Linked DNA regions of Mus musculus: all the other regions are linked to region 2. Evidence: chromatin loops called from intact Hi-C (ENCODE). Cell type or tissue: heart. All regions are shown on one strand. Region 1 has its middle 17 kb from the start of Gm41294. Region 2 holds the start of Gm34150 (a long non-coding RNA gene). Region 3 holds the start of Gm34316 (a long non-coding RNA gene).

Evidence for each region. A loop is a pair of places that touch in the nucleus more often than their neighbours do. Peaks named below come from ENCODE experiments on the same cell type or tissue, not always from the same donor. Only the 100,000 strongest peaks of a DNase experiment are listed, where the experiment ranks them.
Region 1: a loop joins it to region 2, with 2.1 times the contacts of the local background. A loop is called at or near these places in 3 of 42 quality-filtered maps.
Region 3: it touches region 2 in a loop (2.1-fold over the local background); 4 of 42 quality-filtered maps call a loop at or near these places.

The regions. Positions count from the first base shown.
Region 1 is chr15:36,298,062-36,306,061 of GRCm38, forward strand. It overlaps the pseudogene Gm9501. Among named protein-coding and RNA genes, the nearest start is that of Gm41294, 17 kb to the right of the region's middle. In heart, no CTCF peak of the experiment used is centred here; a DNase peak (open chromatin) is centred at 4,740; H3K4me3 peaks cover 1,080 bases; H3K27ac peaks cover 1,606 bases.
Region 2 is chr15:36,370,759-36,378,758 of GRCm38, forward strand. It overlaps Gm34150 (a long non-coding RNA gene), which reads left to right and starts at 3,594. Exons shown (of 4, transcript XR_383935.4): 1 at 3,594-3,910; 2 at 4,443-4,707; 3 at 5,293-5,468; 4 at 5,913-6,372. In heart, no CTCF peak of the experiment used is centred here; DNase peaks (open chromatin) are centred at 843, 2,923 and 4,173; H3K4me3 peaks cover 1,822 bases; H3K27ac peaks cover 2,088 bases.
Region 3 is chr15:36,453,354-36,461,353 of GRCm38, forward strand. Gm34316 (a long non-coding RNA gene) reads right to left here and starts at 3,230. Exons shown (of 4, transcript XR_875145.1): 1 at 3,185-3,230; 2 at 2,285-2,866; 3 at 1,516-1,585; 4 at 1-596. In heart, a CTCF peak has its summit at 3,631 (motif pointing right); a DNase peak (open chromatin) is centred at 1,878; H3K27ac peaks cover 4,189 bases.

The DNA.
Region 1 (8,000 bases), 73 kb before region 2:
CCCAGAGCCTGGCTTTCTGTGTCTGCCTTCTGAAGACTGACACATCTTCCAACACACTTTCACGAAACATTTCACTCCTAAATGCTTTGGCCCCTGAGTCCTCCTTTCACACCTCCCTGTCCTGTCTGAAGTGTGCTCATCTTTTTCTTCTTAGGATTTGGATCCCCGAAGTCATGTAAGTCATACTTACTAAGCGCCCCCCCCCCCCAAGAGCCCACATTCGCAGCTCCTGCCATTTGGACTTAGAATCTCAGAGGGACAGGACCCTAAGTGATGGAGTTGTCCTAAACCACGAATCCTTGGGAAGAATTCAGATGGCGGCTGCTTCTCTGAACCCTGAGTTCACATCGTGGAGAAGACCATCATCTCCATGGGATGGGTGCATTCTGTCACTGGAACGAGATGCTGGAGACATAAAAGATTGTTTGATTCTGGTTTTCATGGTTCTGGTCCATGATAGGGTTAGCTTCATTGCTTTGAACCTGCGATGAGATAACATGTTTTAGGGGGGACAAATCATTTCCCTTATAGCCAGGGACCAAGAATGAAGCAGAGACTGAGACCCTATTGCCCCTTCAAAGGCATACCCTCACATGACCCAAAGACTCTGAAAGGTTCCCTCTTAGAGGCTCTATCACGTTCTGGCAGCACCCAGAATGGGCAATCCTTTAACGTGAGTCTTCCGGGAGCACCAAGCTTCTAACTCCTTCAGCTCTGTTCCTAGCCACACATGCTCACTGTAGCATCTTCTGAGACATCTTATTTAGAATAGAAGAAAGAAAGACAGGACAAAATCCACATGGAGCAAATAGGGCAGGTGGGTCTCTGTACTGCTCTATTCCGCAGACCCCACTCAGCAGCCTGTATCCCGAGGCACATGATAACTATCAGTGTTGTATGTCCCAACCCAAAGCAAGTCTGTCCATACCCAAGAACACGAATATGAGTCCTCCCCATCCTGTTCTTCTTACATAGGGCTGACCTTCGCTCTTCTCCTTCTACTGAGGAATAGCCCCTGGAAGCTGGGTATTGCTGTATATGCCTACAGTCCCCGTATTTAGGAGTCAAAAGCAAAGGGACCAGAAGTAAAGGTCATTCGTGACTACATAGTGAGTTTGAGGTCACTCTGGGTTGCATCAGATACTATCTTTAAAAAAAGGAACAATAATAATCTGGAAAAAAAGTATTATTTTTAATGGTTACACTATGTTCAACAGTATAGTGAGAAATCTACTACTTCAAAAATCTTTTGGCTAGGGCTGGAATGGCTCAGTAGTTAAGAGCACTGGATGCTCTTCTGAAGGTCCTGAGTTCAAATTCCAGCAACCACATGGTGGCTCACAACCATCTGTCACATCTGATCAGATGCCTCTTCTGGTCTGTCTGAAGAGAGCAGCAGAGTTCTCACATACTTTAAGTAAATAAATAAATCTTAAAAAATCTTTTATCTGGCACCATTGCCATGGAACCTGGACCGTGCCACTGGGCACCTGATATCACCCATTGTGCACCTGTGGTCCCTTTTGGTTCCTGGTCCAAAATGGCAACCTCCAAGGACCACCAGTATCTAAATGAAGGACATGGCAGCTGAGCTTGCCCTTGCTGATGTCATGGAAGCAAGCTACAGGGGAAGATGATGGATCTCCAGCACGGCAGCCTTTTCCTTAGAGCACCAAAAAGTTTCCCTGGCAAAGGCTATGGCATGACTGCCAACCCCAAGCTGGCCATTTCCACAGCCGGCCATCAGCAAGAGGGAGAGAGCAGGGCTCCATTTGGCCCAGTGAAATGTGAAAATCTTCAAGTTCTTCACTCCCAGCATTGGGAAGTACAGTGCAAACTGCAAGCTGCTTCTTGCTTCAAACCCAGATATCTTGACCTATGTGCCTTGGAAAATAAGTGGTTTTCCCCAAACAGAGTTATCAGGGGTGGTTGCAATCTGGATTCAGCTGGGTTCTGTTGCCTGATTGGAGAAAGGCTGGGAGTTCACCTGCTGAGCTGTCATGGATGTGTCCTGGGGGAGTGTGGGGACTCCAGTGTGAGCCTGTGTGGAGTCTCCCTGAGGAATCCGAACCCAGAACTGGTTACTGATGCAGACAAGGAGCAGTGGAAGGAGGTCCATATGCAGGTGGCTGACAGTGCCTATGAGGTGATCAAACTGAAAGGTTATATGTCTTGGGCCATTGGCCTCTCTGTGGCTGACTTGGCCAAGAGCAAAACATACTCTTAAGTGCATACATCCCATTTTCACCACAATTAAGGGTTTCTAGGGAATAAAGGAAGAAGTCTTCCTTAGTGTCCCCCGTGTCCTTGGACAAAATGGAACCTCAGATGTTGTGAAGGTGACTCTGACTCCTGAAGAGGAGCCCCTCCTGAAGAGGCATGCAGTTACACTCTAGAGAATCCAAAAAGAGCTGTTGCCCATATTAGCACTGACCTCACTATGTAGCTCAGGCTAGTCTCAAATTTGTAGCAACGATCCTGCCTAAGTCTTCCAAGAATTAAGATTACAAGCATGTACCATCAAGCCTGGCTTCCTTCTTACTACTTTTATGAATTAGAAAGGAAAACTGAATAGTAAGTGAGAAATACACATGTTTAATAAACACATTAAAAGTTCAACCTCAGTCATGTGTTGTAGTATACACCTATAATCCCAGACCTCTGGAGACTAAGGCAGGAGAATAGCAAATATCCTGACCTACATGAGTTTACAAACAAACAAAACAAAAGAGTTTAAGGCAGGTGCGGTGCTGTGGCAGCTATGTAACAATGTAACTATGTAACTTGAGGCTCTGCACTAGTCATTAAAATAGAGCTCTTCTTTTGTTCTTTTTCCTCTTTTCCAATACTTGCCAACACTCTGGACTTTGTAAACTTTTTCTTTTTTTTCCTGAAGCTTCTTTGTTTGTTTTGCAATTGGTTCTTACTACGCAGTCCTACCTAGCCTAAGTTACTATGTAGATCAGGCTAGAATCTGCCTGCCTCTGCTTCCAAAATGCTGGGCACCATGTCTGGCCCGGCTATCTCCCTTTTTTTCCATTCCAATTGCATGCAGAATCCCCCAAGCCTAACTCAAAAAAGGGAAACCCCCTCTCTCTTCCTCTTCTTCTCTCTCTCCTCTCAATCTTCCCCTTCCAGGCAACTCCGAGATTAACAATTTACCTTTCCCTAATTATAATAAAATTGTTCTTGAGATTGTTTACTTAGATTTCATCTTTTATTCCAGAAAATTAGCAGTTCTGAGAAACTGTTACTGTTATGCTGTGTTGATAACAGGTGCAAACTAGATCAATACCTCCAGCAAGCAAGTTCTTAAGAGACTAAGGTTTTTAAATCTTTATCCATTAATGGCACTTCTAGAAATCCATCCTATGGGTGTAACCATCAAAATAGACAAAGATTAATGCACACAGATAAATACTATTATAGCTGGGGAAATTGAAAGAGCCTATTTGGAAAGCTATTTGAAAGCTATTGTCTTCTAAGTAAGACGTGTATTCCTTCCTACCAGGAAGGCCACAGAAAAACAGATTCAAACTATCAGTAAAAAGGAAAATGTGTACATTATACTAAAGGCAGGATACCAAACTCCTCATGCAGAGAGATTACAGCTCCAAAGATACATGAAGACAATAGGAATATGTCAAAGCTGGAGGTGCTTGTGTTTAGGGATTACATATATTATCTCCTATTTTTTTATTCTTCTGTTCTTTCTCCAAGTTTATACTGTTCCTGTATTGTGTAGTCTAAGAAAAATCCTGCAATCAAACCAACAGCCAAACAGAAATGCAGGCCCTGGGGCTAGCTTGGGTGGTAAAAGCTTGCTGTGTAAGCAGGAGATAAATTTGGACTCCAGTACTTCTGTTTAAATGAATCTGGGTATATGGCCTTGTGAGCTACTAATTCCAGCACTGGGGAGTCAGAGACTAGAGGGCCCCTGGGGCTGAGTTTGGAGAGAGATCTTTCTTGCCTCAGTAAGAAACAAACATGAGCTGGAAGGTGGGAAAGATGGCTCCATGGGAAAGAGTGTGTTCCGCTTCTGCAAAAGACAAGAGTCTCAGTCCCAGGATCCACACGGAACCAGTCTCCTGGCTCCAGGGGATCCCTCAGCCTTCGTGGACACCTACAGTAACGTGTACACACACACACACACACACACACTTTGGCATGGGGTGCAGGGAGCAGTGTCATTTTCCTTCCTCTGCCTCACCTGATGGTCTGTCTTTGAAGAGGTGCCTGGTACAGAAGCAAATTACAGAAAACCCTAGAAAAGTAGGGTTCTCAGTCTAGGCTGTCCACTGTAAGGTTTGGGGAGCTTTTAAACGCCCTGCTTGCCATCTTCATTCCCTGGCCCCATATCTGAGTCTCAGCATTTACTCAGTCTAAGCCAGTGGTTCTCCCAACCTTCCTGACACTGTGACTCTTTAATACAGTTCCACTTGTTGTGGTGACCCCAAGTATAATGTTATTTTCCTTTTTATCTCGTAGCTGTAATTTTGCTACTATTATAAATCATAATGTAAAATCTATGTTTTCTGATGGTTCTAGGCAAACCTTGTCCAAAGGGGTCAGGACTCACAGGTTGAGAACCACTGGTCTAAGGTGAGCCCTGCCTTCAGCTTGTTCTAAAACGTCCTGTATGATTCTGATTGTTTCCCTGAGTCCCACTGCTTTCAGACCCCAGTTCTATGAGCCAGCACTTTCCTGTCTTATTTCTAGGCAGGAAGTCACCCCAGAGCTAGCCAGAATCTCCAGAGGCTGTCTTAGATCCGTCTTGGCAGCAGCTACAGCCTGTGTTGTTTTTCAAAGGTGTTTACTGTCACACTGACAACTGTCTGCATTGAGGATTGCCTTTATGTGAGGCACCAATATAAGTGAACAATTCTCACAAGCTTGGGAGACCCAACCCCCCCCCCCCCCATGCCCAACAAACTGTGATCCTACAGTAAAATAGCTTAATTGAAGCAATTTTCTTGCTTTGGAAATGAAATACTCAACTTGTGTTCAGAGAGGACACATAGAAACAGGGAAATCTCCACCATTATCAGGATTATACAGAGTCTGGTAGTATATAACACATAGCTCCATTTTTATGCCAGAACAACAAATATGCCAAGGGCAGTAAACCTGAACCAACATTACAAATGTATCCAGTGAGCCCTTCACTAAGAACCAGGTACCTGTTCCTAAAGTTTCATTGGGATATTCTCTTTATTGAGTTGCATTTATTTATTTACGTGTGTGTGTGTGTGTGTGTGTGTGTGTGTGTGTGTGTGTGTGTGTAGGTCAAAGGACAACCTTTGGGACTGAACTCAGGTGCCCAGACCTGGCAGCGATCTCCTTTAGCAGCTGAATCACCTTGATAGCCTTCATGTGTTTTCTCAATTTGACAACCTGGATGGGTGCATGTATTATCATCCTCATTTTACTGCCAAGTGAATCAAATCACTAAGATATTTGCTAGCTGAAAAATGACAGCTAGACAATCCTATATTCCCCTTTGTTATTTAAAACAGACTTATTTCATGGTTTTTGGTTACATGTATGTGTCGGTGTGTAGGTGTGTGAATGTGAATGCAGGTGCCTGAGGAGATCGGAGGAGCTGGAGTTCCAGGAAGCCGTGAGCTGTCTGATGTGGTTGCTGAGAGTTGTGTGGTGTTGTTGTGAAGAGTCACCGTGTCCGGGCTTACAGTTTCAGAGGTTTAGTACACTATCATCATGGCGGGAAGTGTGGCAGCATGCAGGCAGACATGCAGCTGGAGAAGGAGCTGAGAGTTCTACATCTCGATCCTTGGACAGCAGAAGGAGACTGTGTACCACACTGGACCTAGCCTGAACACATATAAGACCCCAAAGCCCGCCCCCACAGTGACACACTTCCTCCAACAAGGCCACACCTCCTAATAGTGCCACTCCCTATGAACCAAGAATTCAAACAGGAGACTATGGAGGCCATTCCTATTCAAATCACCACCGAGGTTTTGTTTTGATGCACAGAGACAGCCAGTGGGGGTAGAACAATCATAATGATGCGAAACTAAATATTCTGAGGCTTAAAAGCTGTGGGGTAGAGATAGAGGTCACACACCCAGATTCCTTCAGTAGTGGGACTAGCAATCTAAAGAGAGGAGAGTGTGGGGACCGACAATGGGGCGTGGCAACAGCCCAGAGCTTTGCAAAGCTGCAGCAGAACACTATACAGGCTAGTTACAGAGCAGGTTGAAGTGGTCCTGTGAGCTGCTTATCTGCTTGATGGAAAGTGAATGAGGCAGCCGGCTGGGGGCAGACAGAGAACCTTTTGAAAGACACTGACAAGCCAGAAAGGAGAGGGCAGGGGAAGCTGAGGAACAAAACCAAACAGCTCCTAAGGTGAATCCTGCCGCTGAAATCCCGAGGTAACCTGGGGTTCCTGATGACATCGAGTCAGGAGGCTCTTCCTGCTGCGTGCTGAATTTGCTGGATTCCAGAAGGACCCGTGGAGCCTAGAGCCCCGTTTCAATCCGTGTTTATGGCTCCTTCCCTAATATTAGATGTAACTTGAGCTGTCCCTCAGAACCAAAAAAGCCTCAGGAAAACACTCTTAGAAGCGCAGACGTGGTAGTACACCCCTTCAGAATTACTATGCCCCTATTTATAGTTTTGATTTTCCCCTTTGTGCTAGGCTATCGACTGTCACTTTTGACTGCTATGGTATGCTGGTTTCTGCTGTCCACTCTTTGTAAAAGCTGCCCAGGGTCTTGGACACTAAGTCTGGAAGTTGATGGGAGCTCGATTTTTTTCGTTTTGTTTTGTTGTTTTTAAGTAAAGGTAAATAGGTAAAGTGGGAAGGCTGAATTTCCAGAGCATGTAAATTATCTCAATGCAGTTGTTATAAAAGTTAAATGAATGATAACAGATGTCTAGTGTCACGTGACAGTTAGCCTATAATATTTTGAAAATTCAGTCTGACAGCTCAGCCTCTAACCTTGTTTACTTTTTACTCTGGGCTCTAATCCAAGCCATGAATGACTTTTCCAAAGCATCCTTTGGTTCTGAGGAGTCAAATGCAGTGGAGCCAGCCCAAGTAATGGGGAGGAAATTCATGTTAAGAGATCAAACAACCTAAGGAGAGAAACTGCATGTGCTCAGACAGCTTGTCTGTCTTCTCCCCTTGCTTTCCTGATCTCTTGTTTCATTTCCCTCTTATAGATTATTCTATATCTCTGCAAAATGGTTTTTTTTTTTTGGGGCGTTGTTGTAGTTTATTTATGAGACAAGGTCTCATGCAGCCCAAGTTGGACTTAAAACTCTCCCTATAGTTAAGGGTGGCCTTGAACTTCTGATCCTCCTGACTCCAGCTCCTTGGTGATGGAATTGCAAGTGTGTACCAGTATACCTGGTTTATGCAGTGCTGGGGCTTCAACCCAAGGCTGCACACACATACTAACTAGGCAATAGTTTATCAACTGAGCTATACCCTTAGACTTGGGCTGTCACGTTTCTGAGTAGGTCAACTCTTCATACTATGCATAATCTTAGCCCAAATTCAACTCATGACCTTATATCTTCAATGTCAGCACTGCCCAATTCAGCCCTTGTGTATGAGACTATGTTTGCCCTGGTTTGGGTTGAGTGTCTGTCCCTGGTTAGATTAGTCAGTCAGGAAGCAGAGCAGGGAAAGGCTCTATTACTCAAGGAACCTGTCAGTCTGCAAGCAGGATGACCCAGAGAACTATTTGACAGGGATGAAGTGATGGACTGTTTGACCAGTGTGATTTCAAAACAGATGGTGACATGTCAGATATTTTGTACTTGGCCAGTAAAAGATACAATGCAGAAGAATTAATTAACTAATTAATTAATTAATTAATTAAAAGATACAATGCCTGGCATGTTCATGGCCACTTTGTAATAGTGAAACTAACTCAAGACAATAGCAGATACCATGCTTCAGAATCCTGGCGTAGCAAATATAACATCTGCTTTACCATCCACAGAGCTTCTCACTTCTTGGTTTCTTG
Region 2 (8,000 bases):
TAAATAGCTGCATACTTCAGAGGTCTGCAGACTAGGGGCTATTAAGGTTTACTTTCTTGCTTTATGTCTATGTACGAAGTGTTTGAAGTGCCTGCCACTGCCTTAGTTAAGAAATGGTTAACACCTGCTGTATCTGATCTGGTTTTGTTGTTGTTGTTTGTCTTTTGTTGTTGTTTTTCCTTCTTTTTTCTTAGACCTCAGACATTTCCTTGAGCGAGTACCAGGAGATCAAAAGGTCTACCCCAAATTGATTCCGTTAGCATAATTTGAGTTAGCTAAGAGGATCTGCAGATCTGACACATGAAGGACTCCAAAGAATATGAGCTTCCAGCTTCCTTGATCAAGCTTGTTTTCTCAGCCAGTTAAATAATTAAAAGGCAGGAAAGATCTCAAGCGTGACAAGTAGCAGCAGGGAAAATCTCAGATACAGGGAATCATCCAGTGTAGAGGTGAAGAAAGGTTTCTTCTATTCAGGTGAAGAAATACACACACACACAGACACACACACAGACACACACACACTCACACACACACTCGCACACACACACACACACACACACACACACACACACAGATGTGCGCGCGCACACAGACGCACACACCAAGAACAAGATCCTTTGCAAAGCCAGACAGTCTGAAATCTGATTTCTCTTCAAGAGCTGGTGGGTCTTAAGGTCTGACTAACTTAGGGTTGGTCAGTTTGAACAAAGACAGGGAGGCTGATAGGGCCACAAATTTGAGATAAACATGTCCTGAACTAGCTTTGAACTTGTTGGACAGGTCCACTGCTGAAGGAGGGGATTTCCCACTGACTGAGAAACCTTCCAAGCCAGCAAGGCCTTTGTTTCCAGCTGCCAGGCCTTTGCATCAAGTCAGGAGGTGGAGGAAGAAGGTTTGGCATCTTTATTACTGAGCTGTGGCCCCTCCTCCTAGCAGGGAGTCTCTCTAACTTTCAGTTCCTCACAGATACATGAGAAAACATTGCAGGATGCAGGCCCAGGTTCCCAATCTGAGGACCCCTCTTACCTGTAATCTGTCTGCTATCTCCCCAGAAGCCCCACATTTCTATCTAACGAGCTCCAACTGCCCACACTCCTTCTGTATCTTATGTAACAGGGCATCAAACCCTAGTAAGACTCCAGACCTTAGCACAACTGACTCAGCATGTAGACAGCAGTACCTGTCAAAACTAAAACACAGGCCTAATGCATTGAAGTCCATAGTTCTGGGAAAGTCTCTAAATAGCCTATCCTTGCTTTTGACTTCTGTAGTTCTACTTCTGGTTAACTGTTCTTGTTCATTGAAGTATGTCAACCCAGATATTGGTTTTGTGCCTAAAAGCTTACCCTGAGAAAGGTTCAGTGCTACACTGGGATCCTGAACACCTGGTGTAATCGATGGCTGGCTAATAAAGATTTCCTATTGGCTTAAACCCATGTCTGAGCAATCTTCGGTGGTGGATACCCCACAGCATCTCATACATGCTATTTACCACCCACCCCATTTCTGCATGTTAATTAAGTTGTATGTAACCCTCTCTTATTTCTCTGCCTAAGTCAGTTCATTTCCTGGATTAACACAATCAAACCTTCAGAGGAAATATGAAATGTCTCTGCCTCCAGTGTGGCAGCAACTGTATTGGGCTTATAATAAGCATATAAAGGCCTTAGGACACACTCTGCTGATAACCAACCTTGGAACTGGTTTCACTTTGTGAGTTATTAGCTGCTTAAAGAAAATGTTCATATCACAAGTTGGAACAGGATCCATTCCATATACAACCTCCAAACCCAGACACTATTGCATATGCCAGAAAGATTTTGCTGACAGGACCCTGACATAGCTCTCTCTTGTGAGGCTATGCCAGTACCTGGCAAATACAGAGGTGGATGCTCACAGTCATCTATTGGATGGAACACAGGTTCCCTAATGAAGGAGCTAGAGAAACTACCCAAGGAGCTAAAGGGGTCAGCAACCCTATAGGAGGAACAACAGTATGAACTAACCAGTAACCCCCTCCCCCCCAAGAGCTCGTGTCTCTAGCTGCATATGTAGCAGAGGATGGCCTAGTCGGCCATCAATGGGAGGAGAGGCCCTTGATATTGCTAAGATCACATGCCCCAGTACAGGGGAATGCCAGGGCCAGGAAGCAGAAGTGGGTGGGTTGGGGAGCAGGGCTGGGGGAGGGTATAGGGGGCTTTGGGGATAGCATTTGAAATGTAAATGAAGAAAATATCTAATTAAAAAAAAGAAAAAAAAGAAAATGTTCATTGTCCAGGCATGGTGGTGCACACCTTTAATACCAGCTCTCTGGAGGTAGAGGTGGGTGGATCTCTATGAGTTAATGCTTGAGTTGAAGATCAGTCTATTCTACTATATAGCACAGTGGTTCTCAGCTTGTGGGGTGTAATCTCCTCCAGGCGGGGTCAAATGACCCTTTTATAAAGGTTGCCTATGACTGTTGGAAAACACAGATGTTTGCATTACAATTCACAATAGTAGTAAAATTATAGTTATGAAGTAGCAATGAAATAATTTTGTGGCTGTGGGTCACAACAACATGAAGAACTGTATTTAAAGGGTTACATCATTAGGAAGGTTGAGAACACTGCTATAGTGAGTTCCAGGACAGCCAGCACTACATAGTGGGACCCTGTCAGAAAAGAAGAGAAGGAGGGGGGAAAGGAAGTGGGGGGGAGGAAGGGAGGGATGGAGGGAGGGAGGGAAAATATGCTACTTTACTAACAGCAGGTTTTGTTGGATTATGAAGTGTCAGTGAGTAGGGAAATCAAATTCAGGATCTTATGAAAGCCCTGAGTCATTTTCTCCCAGATGCGAATTTGCTACATCTTGGCTCACATAAATGAAGGCTCCCTTCCTCAAGGTCTCCAGGAAACAGAGGGCAGACAGGAGGAGCAGGGACTGGTGCCAGACAAAGTGCGCTCTGGCGCAATTGGAGAGCATAGATAGGCTAGGGGCTACTGCAGAAGGCTCTCTCCTTCCCCTTCACTCCAGGAAACCCTCTGCTGGTCAGGGGCTGCTCTCTTTTCAGTGATGGAGCCAGCAGTCTTCACAGTCCTGTCAGCACAGACATTCTGGGGATATTTGCAGGATCAAAAACAAAAACAAAATTAAAAGAAAAAAAAAAAAACCTTGAGAGGTTTTGTCTTCAACTACACTTTGTCACAGTCTTGCTTTGTTCCTCCCATCTGGCCTTGGGGGAAGTAGGTTAGCCCATCTAGGCAAGTTTAACAGCAGGTTCTGGGGATAAAGCCCCACAGTCACTATGGGCTAGTCCCAGGATGCTAAGGAGAGGCCTGGTCCCTGCCCCAGCATGCCTCAATCCCCAGAGCTTCTTCAGAGAGGGACCATGCACCGCTCTCTTTAATGTAGGCAGAGGCAGTGTGAAAGCACAGGCACAGGAGCCCGAGGCCTTGGCACCCCGGTGTTCTACCTGGCTGGAGGAAGGAAGGAGAAGCCCACCAAACTTAAAAGGGCTCTGGGGATTAAGGAAGACTCACTGCTAAACCTCCCTGGAGGCAGGAAGGGCTGCTTCTGGGTTACTCCCTGACCAAGGTCCTAGGAGAAAGTGCCTGTGAGGCTGGCTGTGTTCTGCCCCGCCTCCCAGTCTTCTCTCCCACACCCTCTCTTTCTCTCTTCCCACCACCTACAAGGGCAGCTTGGAGCCGCCCAGCCACACAGCGCACGCAACAGAATCTCCAGAAGTTGACATGGTTGGAATGCGTCTGGGGTCTCAGTAGCACTGTAGCTGAACCACACACGCTGTATTCTAAATTGAAGTAATTCGAACGCTCATGGAGACCCTGAAGAGCACAGGGGGTGACAGTGACCTGATAGTTCAGAACCTCCTGGAGGACAGGAAGAGAAGTTGGCTCCTGTGGCTATTTGGGTTGGTAAAGTTGACCTCGGCGGGCGGCGTATCTTGCTCTAGGAAAGGATTCTGGATTCTCCGGATGGAGTACTATCAAATTGCTACCAAATTGCTCTTACTGGCTTTCTGTATCCACCGCCTAGGCAGGCAGTAACTGTGTTCCTGTGAGTGTTCCTTCTCCCCTCCAGGGGCTGAGCCCAGGGTTGGGGCTCCTGGAAAAGAGCATTCATGAGACACAAAAGCATAGAATGTAATCTCGAATTCACGGGGTGGCTTTCCCTTCCCTCTCGCCATGCCCAGCTGCTTTTCTGAGTCCTGGCAGCCTTTTCTCTGCAGCAGCCTCCCTGGAGCCACTCCCCTTCCCCGGTGAGGCTGCTTTGCATTCCACAGGCACTCTAGACCGAAGGGCTGTTTGTCTAAATGGCGTAAGTTGCTATTTCTTTACTGCACTTCTGATAAGAAACTGCCTTGAACGTGGAGGACTTCCGGTCTTCAGTCTTGCTCATTTCCCAGATATTGCTCTTTTCTTTCTTTCCTTTTTTAAAAACAGCTCTAGAACTCTCGATCGCAGCCATGCCTGAGTGGGCGCGCAGCAGAGTTTAGGCGGTTTGGGGTGCTAATTAATTCAGGTGCAGAAGAGCAGCCCAGTCAGGCGAAGCTGGCACCTGGCCCATGTGTGAGTGGTGACTCACCTGCTGGAAGACAATCTGGGGACCGTATAGCTTGAATAGCAACAAATACTTGGCTTGATTCATGCGTGGATGTTTACGGATTATCTAGAAGGAAAGCTGGAGCCGGGATGATTCCTAAATAGGGTAAGACAGGTTGACAAAGTCATAAAAGCTACCCAGTAGGAATAAAGTCCGCCCACTCATCAGCTCTGTTGCTAAGATTCTGTGTTGATTCCTGACTCAGAGGATGGAGCAGCGTGCAGCCAATTGTTCTGGAAGAACTCTGACTTTGTGGGACTCAGAGTGCCTTCCTAGGTGGTCTCTGGAGGGGTCAAATAACTTCAAGCAGGGTGCTGCTGGTTCCCATTTGGGGACTACCTCTGAAGCCAAGGCTGAACTCCCCCTCTCCTGACTCCTCCTCCTCTTCTCTCCCTCCCATTCCCCCTCCTCCCCCATACTGTCTTGCCCCTCCCCTCTTCCTTCTCCTGCCTCCCTCTCTTCTCTCCTTTCCTCCCAACTCTCTTTTCCTGTCTTCCCCTCCTCTCACCACCTTTTCTTCCTCATTGATCCCTCTCCTCTCTCTCCCTCCTTCCTCTCCTTTCTCCCTCCCCTCTCCTCTTTTCCCTCTGCATCTTCAGACCTTCAAAGATGCTAATCTTCAGATTAAGAGGATACCAAAGATGTTTTGGTATCAGATAATCTGATTTTTTTTTCAAATATTCATTATAGATGTCCTACCAAATTGGCTTCCAGGCTGTTACAATGGCTCAATGCAAAGATTTGGCACTAAGCCTAACTAACAACCCGAGTCTCATCCTTGGAACTGTTTAAAAAAGATTTTGTTTTGGAGTGGAGTGGTTGCTCATGCCACACCTTTGATCCCAGCACCCAGAAGGCAGAGGCAGGTGAGTTTGAGGCCAGGTTGGTCTACATAGTGAGTTCCAAGACAGCAAGGGCTCTGTTGAGAGACCATGTCTCAATGAACAAACAAGAAAATATGAAAAAAAATCTATTTGCTCAAATGTGTTCTAAATGTAACTCAGTTAACAGTGGTAGAAGGCCATGTTAAAAATAGGCAGAATCTGTCATCCCTTTTACCGTGAACCAGGTTTCAGCATAACTGAAAGCCAGGTGGATTGAGGCATGTTCTTCTATAGATCAACATTCAGAGTCGGGTGAATTTTAGTGGAAACTTCAGAATCAGAAAATAATCGTGTTGCAGGAAATAATCGTGTTACAGTTTTTATTGGGAGGGGACTAGTGGTTATCAACAGGTAATAGTTTGCAGTGGTGAGATCAGCCAGTCAGCTTCAGACATTTTAACAGTGTTAACAATGCACCCCCCACAGAGATGGTTAAAACCCACACAAGGAAACAGACCCATGAGTGGAGTATGCCAAGAAACAGTTGAGCCGGAACCACAGCCAAGCCAAATAATCTCTGATCTCGAAAGAAGATGAGGATACGGGAGGCACAGTTAAAGGCCTTGCAGGAAAGGCAGGTGAAAGCTGGGTTTGGGCAACCAAGAGAAACTGTGCTGCTTCCCCAGGTCACTGCTGAGGAGACGCAGAGAGGTCAGCTCCAGGGTAGAACAGACTCAGAGACCTCGGAGGATACCTAAGAGCCAAACACAGTGAATGAACTGGGCAGATCCTAATTTGAACAGATAGCAGAAAAGTTAATTTTGATAACTGAGAAAATTTATCAAATGTCAATGATTTTTTTTTGTAATTTCAATGAATGAGATAATGGAATTATTGTTACATAAAAGTATTTGCTTTGGAGATTTAGCTGAAATTCATGATGATACAATTCTGGAATATCTTTAATATGCATTCAAGCAAAAGCATAAAACAAACGTAAGGAAAAGAAACTAGTCGATTGGTGTTAATGCTAGGCACTGGCTCAAGGTTTTCTGTTTGTTTCCTATTCTTGAGTCAGATTGGACATTTTTATAATAAAAAAAATCAAAATAAAAATGTAACACCTGAATCTTTTCTTATTCATTGTAGTGTCTATCCATACTTTGAACTCCTATTACCTCCTCCAACCTCAGAATGTCACTATGTTCAGGGACAGAACCTTTTAAGAGGTCATTGTGGCATAACAAGTCACATGGTTGGGCCATAACACAATAGAATTGGTGAAGAAGAGATCAGGATCTGTGGAGTTAGTGTTTTGTCATTGTGACAAGATGGAGTCATCTTGGAAGACTGTGCCTCAGTTAGGGAATGGCTTTCATCAGATTGACCTGTAGATGAGTCTACCTAGCATCTTATTGATTGGTGCTTGATGTGGGAGGGGCTAGTCCACCGTGGGTGGTGTCATTCCTAGACAGGTAGTCCTGGAGCATATAGAAACCAAACTGAGCAAACCATGGAGAGCAAGCCAGTAAGCAGCACTCTTCCATGGCCTCTGTGTCAGTTCCTGGCCCTGGGTTCCTGCCTTTGGTTCCTGCTCTGGCTTCCCTCAGTGGTAGAATATTAAATGGGCTTTGTTGTTGTTGTTTTTAAGACAGGATTTCTCTGTGTGGCCCTGGCTATCCTGGAAGTCATTCTGTAGACCAGGGTAGCCTTGAACTCAGAGATCTGCCTGTCTTTGCCTCCTGAGTGCTGGGAATAAAAGTATGCGCACCACCTAGCTGTGGACTATTAAGTGTAAGCTAAAATAAACCCTTTCTTCTTTGAGTTTATTTGTATCAAGGTCCTTTTCATAGCAATATAAACCCTAACTAAGACAGACTTAGACTAAACATGTGATGAAACAGAAGACAGACATCTACAGGCTAAGCAGAGAGGCTTCAGACAAAATCAACATCTCGGGCTGTCTTAGGGTTTCTGTGGCTGTGAAGAGACACCAAGACCACAGCAACTCCTATAAAGGAAGGCATTTAATTGGAGCTTACTTACAGGTTCAGAGGTTTAGTTCATTGTCATCATGGCAGCAAGCATGGTGGCATGCTGGCAGACATGGTGCTGGAGAAGGATCCAAGCGTTCTACATCCAGATCAGAAGGCTGTAGGAAGAAAGAGAGGGATTGGCTCCAGCATTCAAAACGTCACAGCCCTTCCCCAGTGACACACTTTCTCCAACAAGGCCACACATCCTAATTGTGCCCTTCTCATGAGCCCACGGGGGCCATTTCCATTCCAACCACCACACTGGCACCTTGATCTTGGACTCCCACTCTCTAGGGCTGCAAGTCATGGTTTCTATTCAGCTGCCCAGTCTGTGGGGCTTCGTGATGATAGCACTAACAATCTATACTTGCTTTTTCAATTGTTTCTCTTTATGCCACTTATCACTCTATAATATACATATTTCCTTAGGTTAAACTTCTCCCACTAATTAGGCCTGCAGCCTGAAGCTGGGCTGCAGGGAGGTAGGCAGGGCTTCGAATGCTGGTCTTGGGGTCTGAGGCAGAGATAGGAGGAAAAG
Region 3 (8,000 bases), 83 kb after region 2:
ACTCTACCCACTTTCTACTCTGGGACAAAAAGATCAGGGCTGGAACGTTAGCATATGGAAGCAGAGGGCAGCTTCGAGAAGGCACAGAGCAGGCAAACTGTTAGGGCAGGCCTAGCATCTGTGCACAGACCTGAGACCAGGCAAACTGTTAGGGCAGGCCTAGCATCTGTGCATAGACCTGATCCTTCCCTGAGGTCTGAGAGGCCTGCTGGCCTAGCACTGCCATCCCACAGAGGATGTTGAAGAAGACAACCTTCTAACTTTCTCTAAGCACAGAGGAAAGCCCCACAGAACACAGGCCACCCCCTCCTGAGTGACAAATGACAGTTGTGATCTTATCTCCAACTTTAGCCGCCATCTGATTATCCTTGGTGCCTGGGATTTACAAAGAGAATGCCTTCCTGGGACTGTCTTGTTTCCTACAGCAGATCTGGCCACTCGGGATTTGCTGAAATGCAGACGATGGTTCACAGGTGTGGAGCAGGGCTGTGCAGCAAGGCTATGGAGCAGGACCCAGGCTGCTGAGCTCCCAGCCACCTTTCAGGCAGTTGAGCCAGAAAGCAGGCTGAAGTTGACCATGGTGGATCCTGGGCTGCCTGTGGAGTGAAATTCAGTCATTTGAACCATGGTTCTGGCTTTTTTTTCTTCTTTTTTCCTGACAAACCATTACAAAGTGTTGCCCTTGAGCTTAACTTTGAAGTTCCAGCTGCAGGGGCTGCTGATGGCCCGTGGCAGCCAGGCACATCTTCCCTAGCCTAGCAACCTCGGAGAACAGCTGGGCAGATGTGCAATGAGGTGGTAGCAGAGATGCTACATCATACCACTGAGTGGACAGACCAGGAACCCTCTTAGGCTCAGCTAGCAGATCTCATTCTACCTGGGTTGCCTGGCCCAATCTCTCCTTGCCCTCCACCCCACATCCCCCACAGCATCCGTGATGGGGCCTCTGGCATCACCCTTGCTATTCCTCAGCAGAAATGCCATCCCTAACTGTCCTGGCTGCCGTGCCTCCCACTGAAGAGACTCGTCTGTGCATCTTCTCTACCAGGAGACAGGCAGGCAGACAGACAGACACATACACACACACACACACACACACACACACACACAAAGAGAGAGAGAGAAACACAGAGAGACACACATACACACAAATATACCTATTACACACACAGGCATACACACTGACACACACAAACACACCCTTTGCTAATACCATGACTTGATTTGTTCTGTTCTTCTCACAGGCTGTCAGGACTTATCTATCATTGAACCCCTGAAAAAGGAGGGCTGCAGCTTCTCTTCTACACTTAAGACTCATGGAGGGCAGGGCAGGAGGCCACCACCAACTCCCCTCTGCTAAGGTGCCACGTCCAGGGAGGCCCAAGACTGTCAGTGCTGCCTCACATTGCCGTCCTCCATGGAAAGCTGCTCTCTGGGAATATGCTGTCATCCTCAAAGCCACAGGCCCAGGGGCTCATGCATAGAAACCACAGAACATGGAAAGCTAAGCCTTACCTTGCTGGCTCGAACGGCTTAGAATCCCTCAACAGAGACTACAGCCTTCTCTCTGGCCCTCTGGGGATACCTGTTTGAATTAGTGGCATTTGATGTGAATAACTCCATTTTGTTTTGGTCCGTGGTGGTCAGGGCAGAAACTCAGCTCAAATAGTTGTCTCCTGTACTCTGTATCTAACTAAAGGCAGTCAGGAAGGGGAGGTGGGCTTTTTGGACCCCAGATCACCAAAGCTGCTCTTAGGACAATGCAGATCTTTATAGCTTCTTTCCACCCCAGCTCTGAGTCCCAGCCCCAATGCCTGCCATGGTGACTCTGAGAGGCCTGGTCTGGACTATGGCCCCTCCCCCTGTCTATTGAGATGCAGAGTTGTGAAGGCCAGATCTGGACAGTGCATCCCTCCCTAACAGGAAGCCCGAGGACAGATGCAGGAAGAGACAGAGCCATTTCCCCAAGGAAAGCCGGGAGGAAGCTGGGGAGCGGGGGTGGGGAGGGTGGGGGGGAGAGATGCGAGGTTGGTTGGGGGTGGGGGTGCGGGGCAGGAAAACAAAGGGCAGAGAACCAGGAACCAGCCCAGACGAACAGGCTTGGTGGACGGTGGCCTGCTGCCCTGAAGCCTTCAGCCTCCAGCTTGGACAACATCTTGGGTCCCAGGCTTTAGAGAAAAGAGCGGGCAGGAAGGCATGTGGGGCGGGGAGAGAGGGTTCGACACCGTCTTCTGGAGGAAGTGGGAATTTCCACACGGTGAGCTGCAGGGCTTGCACAACTTACCGCTGTCTTCTTGAGAAACCCGTGGGCAGTGGAGGAGCCGTCTCCTCCAAATGAGAGTTTACCACCTTCCTCTCAATGATAAGTTTTTCTGTTGTCCCTGCAGGGTGCCAACTGGTTTGTACAGATATACACAGTCACGTAGAGTAATGTTCCAGGGGTGGGGGGCTTATCTATCTGAGAGCATTCTGCAAGCTCAGAGGTTCCGATTCCACACTTGTGGTGAGTTGGAATACTGCCAGTCCAAAGCCAAATTCCCCAGAGCTGTCTTTGGTCCCACTGCCCACCTTCAGGACTGACTGTCAGGTAAAACCTTTTGGGATTAGTAGAACACTAGTGCCCACCAACCCCAAAGCTAAAAGTTTCCTCAGGCAGCACCTGAGACTCATGGCTGTGTCCCTGCTCCGCTGGGCCCATCTGCGGTTCCCATAACGTATTTGAAGGCTGCTTAGGTTTATGGCTTTCTTTTGTTTGTAACGACATAAAAAATTCAGGACAGACCACCTTATCACCAGCACCGGCTCCATCTTAATCCACGTACCCTGAGGCTGGGGTTCCCACTTGGAGACCAGCTAAGAGAGGACCCTGTGGTAGGAAGGGGAGGGGGCAGCTGCAGTGACCTACATCCTGTGTAGTGTTCCGTCTCCCTCTTCACTGATACCACTTGGATTTCTGGCCCAACCGACCTGGGTCATAAGTGCCTTGTCTTCCCTTTGGTGTCGGCCGACGATTCAGCCTTTCTCCTGAGCCCTGCACTAGGCTCCACCAGGCCTCACAGTTCTGCCCCAGAGCCTGGCTGCTCTGGGGCAGCCAAGGACTGCACGACCTCCTCCTTCCTCTGACCACTCCCCAGAGAGCATCAGCCCCCACCCCCATTCCCTCCCCACCCCGGCCCAGGCCCACCTGAAGCTCTCAGCTGCCCCGGAAAGATAACCCGTTTCTCTCTAAACAAGGGAAACACTGGCTTGTCCCAGCCCTGGAAGGTTGTCCCAGCTCTGGAAATCCCCACACGGCCTGTGTGGGTGAAGGGGTGGGGGGAGCTGGGGAAGAAGCGTTCTGCCTGCAAGCTCCTCAGGCCTCTACTGCTAAAAGAAACTGGATCCTGGGCAAGAGTGAAGTTTATTTTATTGTTATTTTAACAAAACAGGTTCTCCCAGGCAAACCTTGAATTTCTGATCTTCCTGCCTCTACCCCGACCCCAGATCAGCCCTAGAGCTCTGAGGATGCTATAAGCACTAGCCAGAGACTTTATCCTAGGCCCCAAGGAATAGTGAATTAACATTTACTTTATTCCTACTTTTGTGCATGTATATGTGTCTCTGTGGGGTAGGCACATGTGAGTGTAAATGCCTGTGGAGGCCAGAAGATGGCGACAGCTCCCCCAGAACTGAAGTTAAAGGCAGGTATGAACTCTCTGGTGTAGAGCTGGGAACCAAACTCAGGTCCAACACAAAAGCAGTTAGTGCTCTAACCACTGGACCATCTCTCCCATCCCCAAAAAGTATGTTTTTAAAAAGCATAAGGTCCACTGTGGTGGCGCACACCTCTAATCTCATGATTTGAGAGGCAAAGGCATGGTCATCTGGTCAGATTGGTGAGGTGGAGGCAGAGGCAAGTTACCTTGCCGTGGTGGCTAAAGGGAGGGAGGTGGAGCTGGGAAGATGACTGGGTCAGTAAAGTGTTTGCCATACAAGCACACGAATCTGAGTTCATAAACCCATAAAAAGATGTCCAGAGCTGGCAGCGAAGGGGAACCCAGACAGGCAGAGCTCTGAAGCTCACTGTCTGTCCATCATCCCTGCCAAACCACTGAGCACAGTCAGCAAGAGACCTGTGTCAAAACATAAAAGTGGAGAGCAACTGAAGAAAACACCTGATACTGATGGCTGGCCCCACACGTGCTGATGAAGGGCCCCACACATGCTGATGGCTGGCCCCCACACAGGCTGATGGCTGGCCCCACTCATGCTGATCAAGGGCCCCACACATGCTGATGGCTGGCCCACACACAGGCTGATGGCTGGCCCCACTCATGCTGATCAAGGGCCCCACACATGCTGATGGCTGGCCCACACACAGGCTGATGGCTGGCCCCACTCATGCTGATCAAGGGCCCCACACATGCTGATGGCTGACCCACACACAGGCTGATCAAGGGCCCCACACATGCTGATGGCTGGCCCCACTCATGCTGATGGCTGACCCATACACAGGCTGATGGCTGGCCCCACTCATGCTGTTGGCTGGCCCCACTCATGCTGATGGCTGGCCCCACACATGCTGATGGTTGGCCCCACTCATGCTGATGGCTGGCCCCACTCATGCTGATGGCTGGCCCCACACAGGCTGATGGCTGGCCCCACACCATGCACATACACTTGTACCACATAACACCCCCCGGCATGCACACATAAACACAGAGAGAGAGAGAGAGAGAGAGAGAGAGAGAGAGAGAGAGAGAGAGCACCGCAGCAGCTATAGTCCTAAAGTAGTCCTAAAGGCCCCTTCCCCTGTGACCTGACTTTTTCCTAGGTATCCCGCCTCCTAAACGGTTCATCATTTCCCACAGACTGGTGACTAAGCCTTTATCATATAGACTCTGGAATGTTTTAAGACCAAATGATAACACACCATAAACCTCATCCACCCCTAGTCTTTCCTAAAGACCTGATTTACCACAGGCCCCAAAACAAAGAAACAACACTGGTTCAACTTTCAAAATACAGCTGGGGTGCATCTTCTTACTACCCTGCACTAAACATTGTCTTAGTCATTGTTGTCTTTCATCTGGGCTGTTGCCATGGCTCCTTACAGTTGCTTTACCTCTTATGCTCTATTGTGTAGTGATTTCTCTAAAGGTCAGCCCACTAAGATGTTCTAAGAGGTGTGTGTGTGCGTGTGCGTGCGTGCGTGTGTGTGTGTGTGTGTGTGTGTGTGTGTGTGTGTGTGTATGTATAACATTGTGTCCTGCAGGGAAGTTCCTTAAAAACAGGAAATAAACAACTTCAAAGGCTTCAGGAAGTCCCTGAAACTGGCCACATTCACTGAGTTCCTTCCTCCCAAGGCTTATACAAGCGGGGAGGACTACTGAAAGACATCCTCAGCAAGAAAGCTGCCTACAAGAGGAAGATACCAACAGTCTGGAGAGTCTCAGACCAACTGTGCTGTATGGAGGAGACATTCTTCACCCTACCTGCCTGCACGTTATGCTCTAGGTTTCAGCGTTTGTGAACCATCATCTGTGCTGAGTTGGGTTTTATGAGGCAGCTGTCTTTAAGTCACTGCTGCTCCTACGAACCCACACTCCTGTAAGTGTTATGCCCTGACTCCGCGGGAAACCCAGGGGGCCCAAGAACTGTGAGTCCGAGTCCGATGCAATCATGCATAAGAGCCTTTGTTTTTGAGTCACACTCGGATCAAAAACCTTCCCACAGTGCAGGACAGGAGTGCGACCCCGAGCTTGGATGGCTTGGCACTTATATACAGCATAGTCAGAGATCTTTGAATGCTTAGGGTGATGGGGGAGGCAGGGAGATAAGTCATGACTCAGACACGATACCATTTGGTAGGGCGGAATCGCGAGGCTGAGAGGGGAATTCTTCCGACCTAAGGATGATCTTTATGGGGCTATCGGGAACTAGTTTTATGGCCAGCCATAACTGTCTGTGACCCCTGATCACCTCTCTTCTATGATTTAAACGTGGGACCCTAATCTGTTTGTTCCAAGGCCAGGCACCAGCTGCAGCTGGGAAGCGCCCAGCCGGTTATCAGGGAGAGTGCTAGGGGGAGCAGGGGTCGGGGAAAGCAGAACTTCTTTGAGAAAGCACAGAAGCTGCCTGTGCACCTCCTAAGTAACCCCAATAAAACACCATAGTTGGCTGGCGAGATGGCTCAGTGGTTAAGAGCACCGACTGCTCTTCCGAAGGTCCCGAGTTCAAATCCCAGCAACCACATGGTGGCTCGCAACCATCTGTAATGAGATCTGATGCTGTCTTCTGGAGTGTCTGAAGACAGCAACAGTGTACTTACATATAATAAATAAATAAATCTTTAAAAAAAAAACACCATAGTTCACCCAGTCAGACTTTGGAAGTATCCTTAGTTTATCTGTATCCTAAGTCCTTTCTCTCGGATGAATGGATATTTGTTCACATCTGCTCAGGATGGATGTTACACCTATATCCATGGAGGAAGGGAGAGGTGAGCAGGGGGGGAGGGGAAAGGTGAGCTACACAACACCCTCTCAGGATAGGAAACTGAGAAAGGTCTGGGCTTTTGGATCTTTTTGTTGTAACTCATAATAGGAACAATGGAGTCGTGCGATGGGAATTCTGAATGCTGTGAGAAAATTCCAAGAAGACAAGAGTCTTGTGACCTCAGTTTCATCAAAATATGGAATTGTTCTTGGAATGGCTCTGTGCTCCTCCCAGGTGTAGCAGATATGAGTGGTTTTTCTTCAGCTGTTACTATTCATGCGCCTCTGTGGGAAAACATGTTTTAGCTGAGTGTGGCTTGTCGTCGTGGTTGTACACTTTACACATGTGACTCCTCTTAACTCCCAGAGTATGCATTGTCTGAAGTTCTGAATAAAGTTGGCTATGGCAGGAGACTTTAGTCTGCCTTATCTTTAGGCCCCGCCTTCCCAGGGTCAAGCTGCCAACTAGAGCTACAAACACCTTGTGATGTCAGACAGATGGGGGTCTCTGGTCTGCTGGACCCTGCTGTGTTCTCAGGGTCCTAAGGTCCAGGAATTCTTGTACAATTCAGGAACACTGTGTAGATGACATCTGCCTACAACTGCATGGCCCACGTCCCGCCAGAGCTGGAAACAAAACCAATTCAGCTTCTCTCCTCAAGGCTGCAACCCAACTGTAACTCTGTGCTAGGCGGGTCATGTGGCCCTTGAGCCTCACAGACACAGGGCAGGGGAGTGCCTCTGAATGAACAACTAGCCCTGCACAAGTTCTTCTAGGAAGCCTTGCCCTGTAGGAAGTGAATTCTTCCGATCGCCCTTAAAGAGGCACTTATCAGGGCTCTGTTCCCATTACCACAAAGGAAGGAGGACTCATTATTGTAGTCAGCACACACGTAAGAAATGGCCTTGCCTAAGCCATGCCTCTCACTTACCTTGAGGGCCTCTGAGTCCCAGCTTCTATCTGCCTCTCTGAGTCGCTTGTGTGTGTGTGTGTGTGTGTGTGTGTGTGTGTGTGTGTGTGAGAGAGAGAGAGAGAGAGAGAGAGAGAGAGAGAGAGGCTATTCACAGCTTCATAAGGGATTACAAATTTGTTTCTTTTGCTAACCTGTTTTATTTACTAGCCCCCTAAACCCAAGAGGTTTTTCTCCACAGCAGTGATCATGCACTGTCTGGGATAGTGATGGGCTGTGTCCTTTGTTGGCCAAGAGGAAGTGGCAAAAGGCAAAGTTGCTGTTGGCTCCAGGAGTCAGTCTGGGGACGGGGCTGAGATGCTGTGGGACAGACTCTGGAAAGGGCAGCTCTGAGAACAGGTGGGGCTGTGGCTTCCAGGACACCTGGCCCAGGCCAGAAGAGTGTTCTGGCAAAGGCAGCAGCTGCAGGCCACAAGGAAGGCCTAGTGAGGAGCTTGGTGGTTTAACTGCCTTTTTGCATCTGAAGATATCTTGGGAGGAGGGGCTGAGCTATGAAGGCTTCCTGCTCCTCTGGATTCTATACTCACACCATACCAATTTTACCTTGTGAAGT